2 separate regions of the Homo sapiens genome follow, and region 1 is linked to region 2. A link is an interaction called in ENCODE POLR2A ChIA-PET data of the cell type or tissue named here. Cell type or tissue: PC-3. All regions are shown on one strand. Each heading gives the region's core, and the rest is flanking DNA. Links, peaks and the distances in the headings are about the cores only.

Region 1 (4,390 bases), core at 78-4,077, 52 kb after region 2:
CACCATGCTCGGTTAATTTTTGTATTTTTAGTAGAGACGGGGTTTCACCATGTTGGTCAGGCTGGACTTGAACAGACATCAAGTGATCCGCCCATCTCGGCTTCCCAAAGTGCTGGGGTTACAGGCGTCAGCCACCGCGCCTGGCCAATGATGAACTATTAAACAGTGATTTGGGGCAAGTAAATTATTTTCTCTGTGCTTCCTGTCTGTAAAACGCGGCTAATACGAGGGCTGTGAGGATGAAATGAGTTAATACATGTGAAGAAACCTATTAGCACAATGTTTGGCACTTCAGAAGCGCTCAGCAAATGTTTACTGTTGTTTCCTCTGTTCAGTGACTGCTTGACCCAAGTGTTCATTATTTTTATTTGATAGCCTTAAAAATATTCTCTTCACAAAGAACTCTTTCCACGGTTGAGTGGGGCATTATTTTTCTGGAAAGGGTTAATCACCTTTTGTCAGCATTTATAATGGACGGTCTTGAGTTGAGAGAATGCAGAAAGTAGTCTTTAAGAATTTGGGTTTCTGCCGGGCGTGGTGGCTCACGCTTGTAATCCCAGCACTTTGGGAGGCCAATGCAGGCGGATCACCTGAGGTCAGGAGTTCAAGACCAGCCTGGCCAACATGATGAAACCTCATCTCTACTAAAAATACAAAAATTAGCTCGATGTGGTGGCAGGCGCCTGTGATCCCAGCTACTCAGGAGGCTGAGATAGGAGTATCGCTTGAACCCAGGAAGCGGAGGTTGCAGTGAGCCGAGATTGCACCACTGCACTCCAGCCTGGGCGACAGGCTGTCTGTCTCAAAAAAAAAAAAAAAAAAAAAAAAAAAGAATTGGGTTTCTCTGGCTGGGTATGGTGGCTCATGCCTGTAATCCAAGCACTTTGGGAGGCCAGGCGGCGGATCACCTGAGGTCAGGAGATCGAGACCAGCCTGGCCAACATGGTGAAACCCCACCTCTACTAAAAATACAAAAAAATTAGCTGGGCATGGTGTCACATGCCTGTAATCCCAGCTACTTGGGAGGCTGAGGCAGGAGAATCGCTTCAACCTGGGAGGTGGAGGTTGCAGTGAGCTGAGATCATGTCACTGCACTCCAGCCTGGGCAACAGAGTGAGACCCTGTCTCAAAAACAAAAACAAACAAGAATTGGGTTTTTCAGCGATTGCCAGTGAGTTCAAGATGAAGGCAAACTTGTCCGAAAACTATCATCTATCTGTCTAACATCTATCATCCATCCATCTGTCACCTATTATTTGTTTTTCTGTCTTTCTTTTGGTGGCTCAGGTACAATTATAGAATTGAAGAGTGAAATGGATGCAAGTATTCAGTCCCACCTTCTGACTTTCTGAGCTCTGTGCTGGACAATGCACCTACTTCATAATGTTCATTTAAAAGATTGCTTGTTTTTATTTTTTTATTTAAATTTTAATTTTTTAAAGATAGGGTCTCACTCTGTCACCCAGGCTGGAGTGCAGTGGTCCTTTTCCAATTCGTACTATAGTTTCTTTCAGGGAAAAGAATTATATAGCTGGGGAACACATATGAGAAGACTTTTTGCTATTTAGCCTCTTGTGGCTTTTAATTTACATTTTTAATTTTTGTGAGGCAAGGCCAAGGCAGATGACTTGAGGTCAAGAGTTCGAGAACAGCCTGGTTTAGTTGAAACCGCGTCTCAACTAAAAAAATACAAAAATTAGCCAGGCATGGTGGCGTGCGCCTGTAATCCCAGCTACTTGGGAGGCTGAGGCAGGAGAATTGATTGAACCCGGGAGGTGGAGGTTACAGTGAGCTGAGGTCGCACCACTGCACTCCAGCCTGGGCAACAGAGTGACACTCCGTCTCAAGAAAAAAGAAAAATACTGTGAGGCAAAACAAATCATTCATGGTTTGTCAATTTATATTTATTTTACAAAGAACAGTAAATGTTCCATCTGGCAGTACTAAAATGCCTCGTACTTACCAGTTACTCAAAGGTTATTCTACCTAAACTGAGAGCAAGCTGGCCATATGAGTAAACTGAAAAATAGAACAATGTTACCTAAGGCCAGGTTTATAGACAAGCTTGCCTTCATCTTGAACTCACTGGCAATCTGAGAAACCCAATTATTTTTTTTTGAGATGGAATCTCACTCTTGTTGCCCAGGCTGGAGTGCAGTGGCAGGATCTCGGCTCACTGCAACCTCCGCCTCCCGGGTTCAAGTGATTCTCCTGCCTCAGCCTCCCCAGTAGCTGGGATTACAGGCGCCTGCCACCATGCCTGGCTAATTTTTGTATTTTTAGTAGAGATGGGGTTTTGCCATGTTAGCCAGGCAGGTCTTGAACTCCTGGCCTCAGGTGATCCGCCCGCCTCGTCCTCCCAAAGTGCTGGGATTACAGGCGTGAGCCACTGCGCCCGGCCGAAACTCAATTCTTGAAAGCAGCTTTTTGCATTCTCTCAACTCAAGACTGTCCATTGTAAGTACTGATGAAAAGTGATTGCCTCCTTACAAAAGGAAATTTACTTGCCCCAGGCTGGATTTAAATTTTAATTTTTTTAAAGATAGGGTCTTGCTCAGTCTTTCAGGCTGGAGTGCGGTGGCATGATCATAACTCACTACAGCCTCAAACTCCTGGGCTAAAGTGATCTTCCTGCCTCAGCCTCCCAAATAGCTAGGACCGCAGGTGTGCACAACCACACTCAGCTAATTAAAAAAAATTTGTTTGTAGAGACAGGAGTCTTGCTATGTTGCCCAGGCTGGTCTTGAACTCCTGACTTCAAGGAGTCCTTCTTGCCTCAGCCTCCCAAAGTGCTGGGATTACAGGCATGAGCCACCATGTCCAGCCAGATTTCTTGTTTTTATTTATTTATTTATTTATTTATTTTGAGACAAAGTCTCACTCTTTTGCCCAGGCTGGAGTGCAGTGGTGCGATCTCAGCTCACTGCAACCTCTGCCTCCTGGGTTCAAGCGATTCTTGTGCCTCAGCCTCCCAAGCAGCTGGGATTACAGGCACGCGCTACCATGCCTGGCTAATTTTTCTTTTTCTTTTTTTGAAATGGAGTCTCGATCAGTCTCCCAGGCTGGAATGCAATGGTGTAATCTCGGCTCACTGCAACCTCCGCCTCCCAGGTTCAAGCAACTCTCCTGCCACAGCCTCCTCAGTGCTGGGATTGCAGGTGCACGCCACCACACCCTGCTAAGTTTTGTATTTTTAGTAGAGATGGGGTTTCACCATGTTGGCCAGGCTGGTCTCCAACTCGTGACCTCAGGTGATCCGCCCACCTCAGCCTCCCAAAGTGCTGGGATTACAGGCATGAGCCACTGTGCCCAGCCAAAGTTGAATGTTTTTGCTAAATTTTAGGGCTCTTATAACTCTTTGTATATTTGAAAAGCTGATGGCCAGCAATTTCCAAAATTTTGCACTTTTAGATTTGATATTTCCAATATCTTTAAATGTTCTCATTCTACCATTTGAGTCATAATTAAAAGCATTTTAAAAAGTAAGATTTGTGGCTGGGCGCGGTGGCTCATGCCTGTAATCCTAGCACGTTGGGAGGCCGAGGTGGGTGGATCATGTGAGGTCAGGAGTTTGAGACTGGCCTGGACAACATGGTGAAACCCCGTCTCTGCTAAAAATACAAAAAAATTTGGTGGGTGTGGTGGCGGGCACCTGTAATCCCAGCTACTCAGGAGGCTGAGGCACAAGAATCTCTTGAACTGGGGAGGTGGAAGTTGCAGTGAGCCAAGGTCATGTCACTGCACTCTAGCCTGGGCAACAGAGGGAGACTGTATTTTAAAAAAAAAAAAAAGTAAGCTTTGCCCCAACAGTTTATAGAATATGTTACCAATTTTGTAATATACGTTGTGTATGTGTGTATGTATACACATACATACATCATATATATACACATCATATATATATATATTTAGATAGAGACTTATTCTGTTGCCCAGGTTGGAGTGCAGTGGCACCATCTTGGCTCACCGCAAGCTCCGCCTCATGTGTTCAAGTGATTCTCCTGCCTCAGCCTCCCAAGTAGCTGGGACTATAGGTGTGTGCCACAACACCTGGCTAATTTTTTTTGTATGTTTAGTAGAGATGGGGTTTCACCATGTTGGCCAGGCTGTTCTTGAATTCCTGACCTCTCGTGATCCACCCAGCTCGGCCTCCCAAAGTGTTGGGATTACAGGCGTGAGCCATATATTTATTTATATTATCATAGTTTATCCATGGAAGGACAGATAGGAAACCAGTAACTGCTTCCAGGGAAAAGAACTAGCTAGCTGGGGAACACAGATGAAAAGACTTATTGCTACTTAACCTCTTGTGACTTTTCAATTTTAAACCATGTGAATATACTACCTGATCAAAAATTTAGTTAATTAAAATTATTTTTTAAAACCTCCC
Region 2 (4,390 bases), core at 140-4,139:
GCAAGACTACATCTCAAAACAAAAACAAACAACACAAAACAACAAATATTCACAGCAGCATTATTCTAATAGCCAAAATGTGGAAACACTCCAAATATCCCTCCAATGATGAGTGGATAAATAAAATGTGATATAATGAGACTTTATTTGGTAATACAAAGAAACAAAGTACTGATAACAAGCTACAATGTGGAGGAATCTTAAACACCTTATGCTAAATGAAAGAACCCAGACACAAAAGGCCACATATCATGTTTCCATTTATATGACATGTTCGGAACAGACAAATCCATAGAGACAGAAAGTGAATTGCTGGTTGCCTAGGGCTAGGTGGGGAGAGCAGAGTTGGGGTGGAACAGGGAGAGACTGCTGCTTATGGGTTTGCAGTTTCTTTTAAGGGTGATAAAAATGTTCTAAAATTCATTGTGATGACAGCACAACACCTTGAATATATTTTTAAAAACCCATTGAATTGTATACTTTAAGTGGCTTTTCGATATTATATTTCAATAAAGCTGTTACTTAAAAAAATGTTGGTAGTCTTTCCGTGTAAATAAGGGATCTGTAGTTATTTTTAAAATAAAAACTAAAACTAACTTTTTTATTTTTATTTTTTTTGAGACAGAGTCTTGCTCTGTCGCCCAAACTGGAGGGCAATGGCGCAATCTCGGCTCACTACAAGCTCTGCCTTCCAGGTTCACACCATTCTCCTGCCTCAGCCTCCCAAGTAGCTGGGACTACAGGAGCCTGCCACCACGCCCGGCTAATTTTTTGTATTTTTAGTAGAGACAGGGTTTCACCGTGTTAGCCAGGACGGTCTCGATCTCCTAACCTTGTGATCCACCCGCCTCGGCCTCCCAAAGTGCTGGGATTACAGCCGAGAGCCACCGCGCCCGGCCTTTTTATTTTTTGTTTAGACGGAGTCTTGCTGTCACCAGGCTGGAGTGCAGTGGAGCGATCTCGGCCGCTGCAACCTCCGCCTCCCGGGTTTGAGTGAGTCTCCTGACTCAGCCTCCCAAGTAGCTGGGATTACAGGCATGCACCACCATGTCTGGCTAATTTTTGTATTTTTACTAGTGACAGGGTTTCACCATGTTGGCCAGGCTGGTCTCAAACTCCTGGCCTCAAGTGATCCACCCGCCTCGGCCTCGCAAAGTGCTGGGATTACAGGCATGAGCCACTGCACCTGGCCTTTTTTTTTTTTTTTTTCTTGAGATGGAGTCTCGCTGTCTTGCGCAGGCTGGAGTGATTCTTCTGCCTCAGCCTCCAGATTAGCTGGGATTACAGGCACCCGCCATCATGCCCAGCTAATTTTTTTTGTACTTTTGTAGAGACAGGGTTTTATCACGTTGGCTAGGCTGGTCTCAAACTCCTGACCTCAGGTGATCCTCCCACTTTGGCCTCCCAAAGTGCTGGGATTACAGGTGTGAGCCACCGCACCAGGCCTAACTTTTATATAAAACAAACAAACAAACAAACAAACAAACAAACAAACTGTTGGAAGGGCAGAAGACTGCTGTTAGTGTTAAGAAAATCAAGCTGTGTAGGAACTACCAACAAACTCAGCTCCCTGCAGCACTGAGGTGAACACCTTGCAGGAAGACACCCGGAACATGTGGCTGAAACCTTCTTTCCAAAGCCTGCTGAAGTCTGCTCACCTGCCTTCCGCTGCCAGAAGCCATAATCCTCTCTACTCTCACTCTCTTAATCTTGCAGATACACTGTTTATTGGCAGAACCTGCACTGGAGCCCTGAAGAGCAGCTACAGGAACTGTCATCTCCCAGATGCCAGCTCCTGTGATACCGGGGAGAACACAGCAGGAAGTGGGAATGGCTCTAAGCAGCCACACAGAGCAGGAAATGAACTCACCTTCTGTTTGAAATGAGGAAATCGAACCCGATATTGTAGAAGTGACTTGCTCAAGGTCACATAACTTGCTAGTGATAATGTACCTACTCTTCAGCTTAGGGCTTTCGTTGATGGCGGGGGGGACAAAAACCATCTGTGTGAATTTTAGGAGGCACAATAAACTGACTATCAAGTTACTATTTTGATTTAACACCCAGAAAACAAATATACCAAAGATGATTTATGTAGGAAAAATCCTGGTGCTGTAGATTTCAGGCCTGTCCAAACATTACACTTCAAACAGCTGCTTGACCCTGCAAAATAAAAGCTCATTTCATAGGCTTGGTGGTTTGTCAAAAAATCCTTCAACATGATATTTTGGCACACACACAAAAAAATTCCACATATCATGAGCAGAAAGTCTGAGCAGAGTTTTGCTCTTGTTGCCCAGGCTGGAGTGCAATGGCGGGATCTCAGCTCACCGCAACCTCTGCCTCCCAGGTTCAAGCAATTCTCCTGCCTCAGCCTCCCTGGTAGCTGGGATCACAGGCGTGTGCCACCACACCCAGCTAATTTTGTATTTTTAGTAGAGATGGGGTTTTTCCATGTTGGTCAGGCTGGTCTCAAACTCCCGACCTCAGGTGATCCGCCTGCTTTGGCCTCCCAAAGTGCTGGGATTACGGGCATGAGCCACCAAGCCCAGCCTGATTTTTTTTTTTTTTTTTTTTTGAGATGGAGCCTTGCTCTGTTGCCCAGGCTGGAGTGCAGTGGAGTGACCTTGGCTCACCACAACCTCTGCCTCCTGGGTTCAAGTGATTCTCCTGCCTCAGCCTTCTGAGTAGCTGGGACTACAGGCGCATGCCACCATGCCTGGCTAAATTTTTTTGTATTTTTAGTAGAAACAGGGTTTCACTATGTTGGCCAGGCTGGTCTCAAACTCCTGAACTTGTGATCTGCCCGCCTCAGCCTCCCAAAGTGCTGGGATTACAGGCATGAGCCACCGCACCCAGCTAGTCTGATTTTTTATTAAGATTTGTTTACTGAGAACCAAGGCTCCAATTACCCATTCACTCATTCTTAAATTTGTTCATTCATTCGCAAATGTTCCCTAAACATCCCTTAAGGAGCTTACTTCAGTGAAGGAGACAGAAACGTAAAAAGTGAATAAAATATATATGAGACTGATAAACTTAGTGTAAGAGTATAAATATATGTAAACGGATGAACTAATTATTATAAGTATAATAGGGTTGGGCACAGTAGCTCCTGTCTGTAATCCCAGCACTTTGGGAGGCTAAGGCAGGAAGATCGCTTAAGTCCAGGAGTTCGAGACCAGCCTGGAAAACCTAATGAAACCTTGTCTCTACAACAAAAGAAAAAGTAAAAAGTGGCCAGGCACAGTGGCTTATGCCTGTAATCCCAGCTCTTTGGGAGGCCAAGGTGGGCAGATCATTTGAGGTCAGGAGTTTGAGATCAGCCTGGCCAACATGAAGAAACCTCGTCTCTACTGAAAATATAAAAATTAGCCAGACTGGGCACAGTGGCTCATGCCTGTAATCCCAGCACTTTGGGAGGCCGAGGCGGGTGGATCATGAGGTCAAGAGTTCAAGACCAGCCTGATCAACATGGTGAAACCTCGTCTCTACTAAAAATACAAAAATTAGCCAGGCATGGTGGCAGGCACCTGTAATCCCAGCTACTCAGCAGGCTGAGGCAGGAGAATCGCTTGAACCTGGGAGGAGGAGGTTGCAGTGAGCCAAGATCGTGCTACTGCACTCCAGCCTGGGTGACACAGCAAGACTCCGTCTCAAAAAAAAAAAAAAAAAAAAATTAGCCAGGCATGGAGGTGGCTCTCATGGAGGCAGCTAGCATGAGGCTAGGGAGCGCCGAGCCACGCGTCATGCCCTGCGCTACCCAGACTAGTGAACAATACAGTCAGGATGGCTAAAGGTGACCCCAAGAAACCACAGGGCAAGATGTCTGCTTATGCCTTCTCTGTGCAGACATGCTGCAGTGGGATAATTAAGGAATCAGAAAGACTGAGGGGTTGAGGAGGAATTATTTAATTATTTAGGTGCACCGACCCAGTCGGATTAACATCCAAAGGACTGAGCCATGAACAAAGAGTCAAGCTACCTTTTAAGCATTTTGTGGGGCGGTGGGAGATCTGTGCAGGGGGAAGCATATTACAGAAGCAAGAAACAAAGACAGTTATTTAATTAAGACATGCATTACATCATTTCTTACTTTCCAAGGAACAACATGTTTTACGACTTGAGATTATCTGCCTAGTGACCTTGCAGCTACACAGCTAGAGAAACAGAGTCTTCACAATGCCTGGGAAAGGGAGAGATAAGGCTCACTAGCCACAGAAAAACAGGCAGTCAATTTTTAAAGGACTTCAGCTTTTTTTCTTTCTCAGGGAGAATTGGGTTTTCTTACATACAACTGAGTTTTTGCTTACACATTCTTTAATTTCTTTTTTTTTTCTTTTGAGACGGAGTTTCGCTCTTGTTGCCCAGGCTAGAGTGCAAAGGTGCG

The links. ChIA-PET counts read pairs that join two places held together with the same protein. Peaks named below come from ENCODE experiments on the same cell type or tissue, not always from the same donor. Only the 100,000 strongest peaks of a DNase experiment are listed, where the experiment ranks them.
Region 1: POLR2A ChIA-PET joins it to region 2 with 6 read pairs; 16 of 35 experiments call an interaction of 5 or more read pairs at or near these places.

Annotation. Positions count from the first base shown.
Region 1 is chr9:36,252,681-36,257,070 of GRCh38, reverse strand. The region is part of intron 1 of GNE (glucosamine (UDP-N-acetyl)-2-epimerase/N-acetylmannosamine kinase); the gene reads left to right. Among named protein-coding and RNA genes, the nearest start is that of GNE, 3.6 kb to the left of the region's middle. In PC-3, for the core only: no CTCF peak of the experiment used is centred there; no DNase peak of the experiment used is centred there; H3K4me3 peaks cover 129 bases.
Region 2 is chr9:36,304,324-36,308,713 of GRCh38, reverse strand. All of the region lies in intron 3 of LOC102724322 (a long non-coding RNA gene), which reads right to left. It also overlaps the pseudogene HMGB3P24. Among named protein-coding and RNA genes, the nearest start is that of GNE, 48 kb to the right of the region's middle. In PC-3, for the core only: no CTCF peak of the experiment used is centred there; a DNase peak (open chromatin) is centred at 1,893; H3K27ac peaks cover 1,150 bases.